Regions from separate parts of the Homo sapiens genome. Here region 2 is linked to region 1. A link is a loop called in an ENCODE intact Hi-C map of the cell type or tissue named here. Cell type or tissue: psoas muscle. All regions are shown on one strand. Links, peaks and the distances in the headings refer to the core of each region. The heading gives the core; the rest is flanking DNA.

Region 1 (2,917 bases), core at 125-2,624:
AGTACCAGGCACCCTTTCTGGAAATTAATGAATACTCACTATTTTTACAAAAGAAAGTATTTGAAACCTAAAATTAACCTTACAATGTCTTCATCAGATTAAATTTGTCCACTGGTTCCTTCCAAAATCCAGGCAGAAAGGAGTTCCATGCTTTCTGCGCAACTTCACTTGAGAGACGTGATGATGGAATGCAGCTCCCAGGCTGCACTCCCTTGCACGGAGGGAAGCACACCCACGGCCTATGCCCTTCCTGGTTCAAGGCCATACACAATATGCAAAATGGATTTCTCTCCTTGGTGGGTCTGATCGAGGGACTCCAGTTGTCTATGCATGGGCAGTTGTCACGTAAGTCCTCTTTAGGGATAAACTTGATGGATTTTCTTTTACTATAAATATGAAAAACCTGAAATGACCAATTCCTTTCCAAATTTGGGTGACAGCAAAGGGGCAACCTAGTAAGTTGTTGTACCATACTAAGTTACAGTACCTTCAAAAAGCCTTCATGCCCAACTGCACCCTCCCTTCCTCTTGGGAAGACAGAGGAGCCTCAACTAGAATGGATTTTACTAATGAATCCTTCCCTTCAGTGGGAAAGGATTTTCTCTTAAGAAACAGAGTAAAGTCCTTAATGTGTGAGAAATAATCGACTAGCAGCTGAGATGGTAAGTTCTCACTAGGACGCACCAGTAATTCACTGTGTGCCCACCAGAGTAGGTCCTTAAATCTTTCCAGTTCCCATGCAGTAAGCTGCACATTCATTCTCACAGGTCAAATCCAGGCCCGGTGAAGTACTCAGAGGTGTTCCTGCCATTAGTCAAATGCTGAGGCACACAGCAACAGGCTTTCTCTAAAAAGGTGCTTACTGGTTATTGTCACCAACAGACAATCTGTGGCCCAACTATTTAGTTGGAACCAGTGGATCAGTAAATAACCAGACTTATTTACTCAATGAACCTGTAACATGAGTCTTTAATTAAATGAGTTCTAAAATATGTAAATAACTTCAGAATGAATATTTTAAATACTAGTAATAATAAGAGCTTTGGCCTATTCAACATCAACCAATGATATTCACCTACCTCCATCAGCCCATCAACTTCCTCCTTTGGAAACGGAGGAAATGGAGCAAACCCCTGTTTGAGGAGCCATTGTTAAAATTAGTGAAGTGATTAAATTGGTCACCGTTCTTAGATGCAGCCTTAAGTATTCACTCTAGCTGGCTTAGGTAGGAAGGGGTTATTGATAAAACTATTTGGTAGTTTACAGAATTCCTGAGGAAGGTATAGATGAAGGTCTGAGTGCCACAACAGCAGGAACCTTGCAGGCAAAGATCACACTTGGGGACAAATAGCCCACCATGCATGGTTCTGGGGGAAGGAGCCCTGCCCCTCGCTGCATCTTTAATGCTGATGATGGACGCATAAAGCTCCACCACCTCCTGGCTTGCCTCCGTGCACAGGGCCTGCTGCAGTGACTCACTTCTGCTCTGAGCGTTCCACAAGGTTGTCTGCTGGAGGGAGCCAAGTAATCCTCCCTGCAGGGGCATCTGGAGAATGCCAGGCTCCAGAGTTAAGCAACCTATGAGGCTGTCGGAATGGGGTGGAGTGACGCACTGGACATGAGCCACCTGGGCGACTTTCCTCAATTCTCTCAGTTGCTGATCAACTCAGAAAGATAACAACAACAACAAAAAAATACAGAACAGGACTGACTCTTGGCCACCACTCCACATGGCTTCCAGAACCAGAGCAAGAGAAACAGAGAATCCATGCAAAGGAAAGTCATTTAACATTTTTTTTAAATAAAATAAGTGTTATGTGAAAAATAGTTCTGTGTCTGCTCAGCGTCGCTGTGGGAGCCCTGCTTTGGTTATGAATCACTTTTCTCCGTGAGGTTTCCACGTGCCAGCCTTGCTGGGGACCAGCTGCCTGACGTTGCAGCATCTTGGATTCCCAGGGTCTAACTTCTCCTCCGTTCTAGGACCTGCCAAGCTCTTCTTTGTTTTTCCAGAGCAGCCTCCCTTTTCTGGCCTTCCTGGAACACCTTCCTTCTGAGCAGCCTGAGGTGAACCTCTTTTCTTTCCTGGCAAAAAAAAAAAAAAAAAAAAAAAAAGAAAAAGAGGTGTCGGCGTGTGACGTGACATCACTCTCAGCTGTTTTAAATTAACCTTCCCTTTGGTTGTGCCAAGGGAAAAGATGAAACATGATTCAGTGAGAAGAAGCCTGTGTGAAACTGTGGGTTTTTTTTTTTAACTGTTCTGTTATTTTTTAAATGTGTTAAAATGCTCATGAGAGAAAAAGTGTAAAGTTTTTAAGAAGCCATGTTTCAGAGAAAAAAGAAAGAAACCTCAAAGGTGTGTTAATGATCAATGTGGTCCCTGAAGGAGCACTCACACAAAGGCCACCACCAGTGGAACAGAATGTGGTCACCCATGGAAACACCTCCATTGGAGGCTGGAGGAGGCGGCACTGGGGAAAAGAAACAGAAGAGCAGGGATTTTTCCCATATCTCTGTTCTGACCTAAGAGTAGAAACAGCACTGCTGAAAACCACCATGGCTGGGAAGTGGAACCTTGTGCTTCTCAGGCACAGCAAGCCTGTGTCTTGCCAACTCAAGGGTGCCTTGATGCTGTACTACAGTCGCCCGGGCAACCTATGCTCTCTGGAGGGTTTCTGACGTTTCAAACATAAAATTCTGGGTAGTTGAAAACTATTTCCTCACAATCTGGGAGATAAATTCATGAATAAAGTAAGACAGAAAAATAATTTTAAAATTCACTTTTCTATAGACTGAGTGTTGTATATGGGTTTTACATGGATTATTATTTAACTTCTCATAATGTTTCTGTGAAACACACAAGCGGGTACCATTTTGCAGATGGTGAAATAGAATTGGGTTAGCTAATTGGCTACTGGCA
Region 2 (2,917 bases), core at 272-2,771, 56 kb before region 1:
TCATAATCTTGGGACTTCTATGAGATGACATCTAACATTCAATCCATCGGGCATCATAAATTACCTAGCCCTTCCCCTCCCGACAGGCATCCAATTGACTTTGTGAGTTGTATAATTCTGCAATAAACCTCTTCATGCATAGGCTTTTGGCCATTTTTGGAATTTTCTTTTAGAATGATTTCCCAGAAATGTCGCCATGAGGTCAAGTGGAACAAACAATTTTACGATTCTTGTTATGTGCTGCCAAACGCTTTCCCAAACAACTCGTCTCCTTTTGCAATGCCAGGAGTGTGGGAGTGGGCAGGTAGGCAGCCGCCCCACCACGGAGGTGGTGGTTGGAATGTGGAGTGGGAGAGCTGCTCCTGGCTGAGGGTCCTGAGATGGTGAGGGAGGAGCTGTCCAGCAGGTCTATGGGAGCGGTGGAGCTGCGTGCAGGGTGCAGGGTGGGAAGCGCCGCAGCTGGTGGAGCCTGGCTGCTGCAGGCTAGGGGAAGAGCCCTGCAGGGCAAAGGCGGTGCACACCAGGGAGGCACAGCCGGGTGCCTCTGCCTGACACCGGGGCTTTGGGATTTTACCCAAACTACTGTGATCCCACTGACCAGCCTGCCCCTCATCCTGCAGTCTCTGGGACCTGTGTGGCTCTATGGGGTGGCACCCGGGAGGCCTCTATGGAAACAGTCCTTCAGTGGCTGAATGTGTGCCAGTTTGAGCATCACAATAAACACAGTGGTAACAGATTATAGCCCACAGCTGCATCAAGAACCCAGGAGCTCATGCTGATGTAAAGCCAAGGGGACAGATAATTAGTGGAAGGGGGAAGCTCTTCCTCACAGTAGTATGTGGACTAACTCACGGAGACGGACGGGATGAGGGAGTTAGGGTCACGGCTTCACAACCAGCAGAGTGAAAAAGATTCTGACAGGAATCCTCAATGGCTACTGAAATGGCTGGGGGAAAGTCTGACGGGGAGTGGGAGTCTCAACGATGGCCTCTCAAGTTCTAATTAATCAGAAAGAGGGACTAAGAACCAACAGAAAAGCTGAGGACACCACCCTAACTAGTGGCCGGGTCTGGGGACATCACCAGCTTCCTGCTGCACATCCCTTCCCCTGGGGAGTCCCTGCCAGAAGGCACCACCCACATCCAAGCCCGGGGCATCCTGCAAAGTAACTGCTCCTCACAGCAGTCACCTTCAGGGATGACAAAGAGAGGCCGAGACATTTCCAGAAGAAAACAGTCCAAAGAGGCATACAGTGTGTGATCCTGGAAATTAACTACAATTTGTGATCCTAGACTGCGCAAAAATGGCTGTAAAAGAAAACATTAGGACCAGGCACAATGGCTCACGCCTATAATCCCAGCACTCTGGGAGGCCAAAGCAGGTGGGTCGTTTGAGGTCAGGAGTTCAAGACCAGCCTGGCAAATGTGGCGAAATCCCGTCTCTACTAAAAATACAAAAATTAGCCGGATGTGGTGGCAGGTGCCTGTAATCCCAGCTACTCGGGAGACTGAGGCAGGAGAATTGCTTGAACCCAGGAGGCGGAGACTGCAGTGAGCCAAGATCATGCCACTGCACTCCAGCCTAGGTGACAGAGCGAGACTCCCTCTCAAAAAAAAAAAAGAAACAATAAATGGGATAATTAGTGAAATGTGAATATGAACTCTATACTCTATACATATAATGCTTAAGAGTATTATACGATTGTGTAACTTTTGTTGAAAATATCTCTATTTTTAGAGAATGCCTACAAATATTTAGGGGAAGGAACATGATGTCTGCAATTTACCCTCAAATAGTTCAGGGGGAAATATATCTATAATTGTGTGTGTGTGTGTGTGTTTGTGTGTGTGTGTACACACATAGAGACAGCCCTCCACATCTATGGGTTCCCCACTCATGGATTCAACTAACTGTGGATCAAAAATATATTTTTAAAAAAGGATGGTTGCATCTGTACTGAACATAAGCAGCCTGTTTTTTCCCTGTCATTATTCCCTAAACAATACAGCATAACAACTATTTACATAGCATTTGCATTGTGTTAGGTACTATAAGTAATCTAGAGATGATTTAAAGTATACAAGAGGATTGTGTATGTTATATGCAAATACTACATCATTTATATAAGGGACTTGAGCATGTGTGGATTTTGCTATGCACGGGGCTCTTGGAAGCAACTCCCTGTGGATACTGAGGGACAACTATATATGTGTGTGGGCATCTGCATCTATATCTCTATACCTCTATCATCTGTCTATCATCTATTTATCTATTATCTATTTATCTTTCTATCTAGAAGGGAAAAGCCAATGGAGGAAAATAAGAACAGTTGGTCAATCTCAGTACAGGTCATATGGCCATTCTCTGTATTACTGTTGCAACTTTTATGTAAGTTTGCATTTGTATACAAGGTAAAAAGTTACAACCCCTAAAAAGATGGGACAGCACGAACACTGAGGCATCATTTCCACCTTGTCATTAGCAACTGTGTTGCCAGGTGGCATGGACAATGCTGGACTGATAGTTCATCCCTTCCCACTGGAATGGGGCTCCTGTCACTCAAGATCATGTGACATCCTCAAACTCATGCAGGACTTCTGGCTTCTCTAATGTCACTCACACCTTATCAGGCTCCTGCAGAAGAAATCAGTAACTCACAGAACTGGAAATCCTGTTGGTCAGGATCTTTGCACGCACTGCCTCTTCCACTTGGACCCTTCCGACCCCATCCTCCTCCCAGTGCTTGCTCAGGGGTCATCTCCCTGGAGGAGCTTTCTCCTTCTTTGTCAAACAGCGGTGGCCTCTGTTCTCCCTCAGCCTGTTGTGAAGCCCACCACCATGATTGTCAGAAGGTCCTATAATTCCAGGGTCACCTCCCACCTCCCTGACACCCCACGAGCTCTCCCAGAGCAGGAAA

What was found. Peaks named below come from ENCODE experiments on the same cell type or tissue, not always from the same donor. Only the 100,000 strongest peaks of a DNase experiment are listed, where the experiment ranks them.
Region 2: it touches region 1 in a loop (2.4-fold over the local background); 2 of 110 quality-filtered maps call a loop at or near these places.

The regions. Positions count from the first base shown.
Region 1 is chr2:239,629,743-239,632,659 of GRCh38, reverse strand. No RefSeq gene overlaps it. Among named protein-coding and RNA genes, the nearest start is that of LINC02991, 53 kb to the right of the region's middle. In psoas muscle, for the core only: no CTCF peak of the experiment used is centred there; DNase peaks (open chromatin) are centred at 1,529 and 1,903; H3K27ac peaks cover 495 bases.
Region 2 is chr2:239,685,821-239,688,737 of GRCh38, reverse strand. No RefSeq gene overlaps it. Among named protein-coding and RNA genes, the nearest start is that of LINC02991, 110 kb to the right of the region's middle. In psoas muscle, for the core only: no CTCF peak of the experiment used is centred there; no DNase peak of the experiment used is centred there.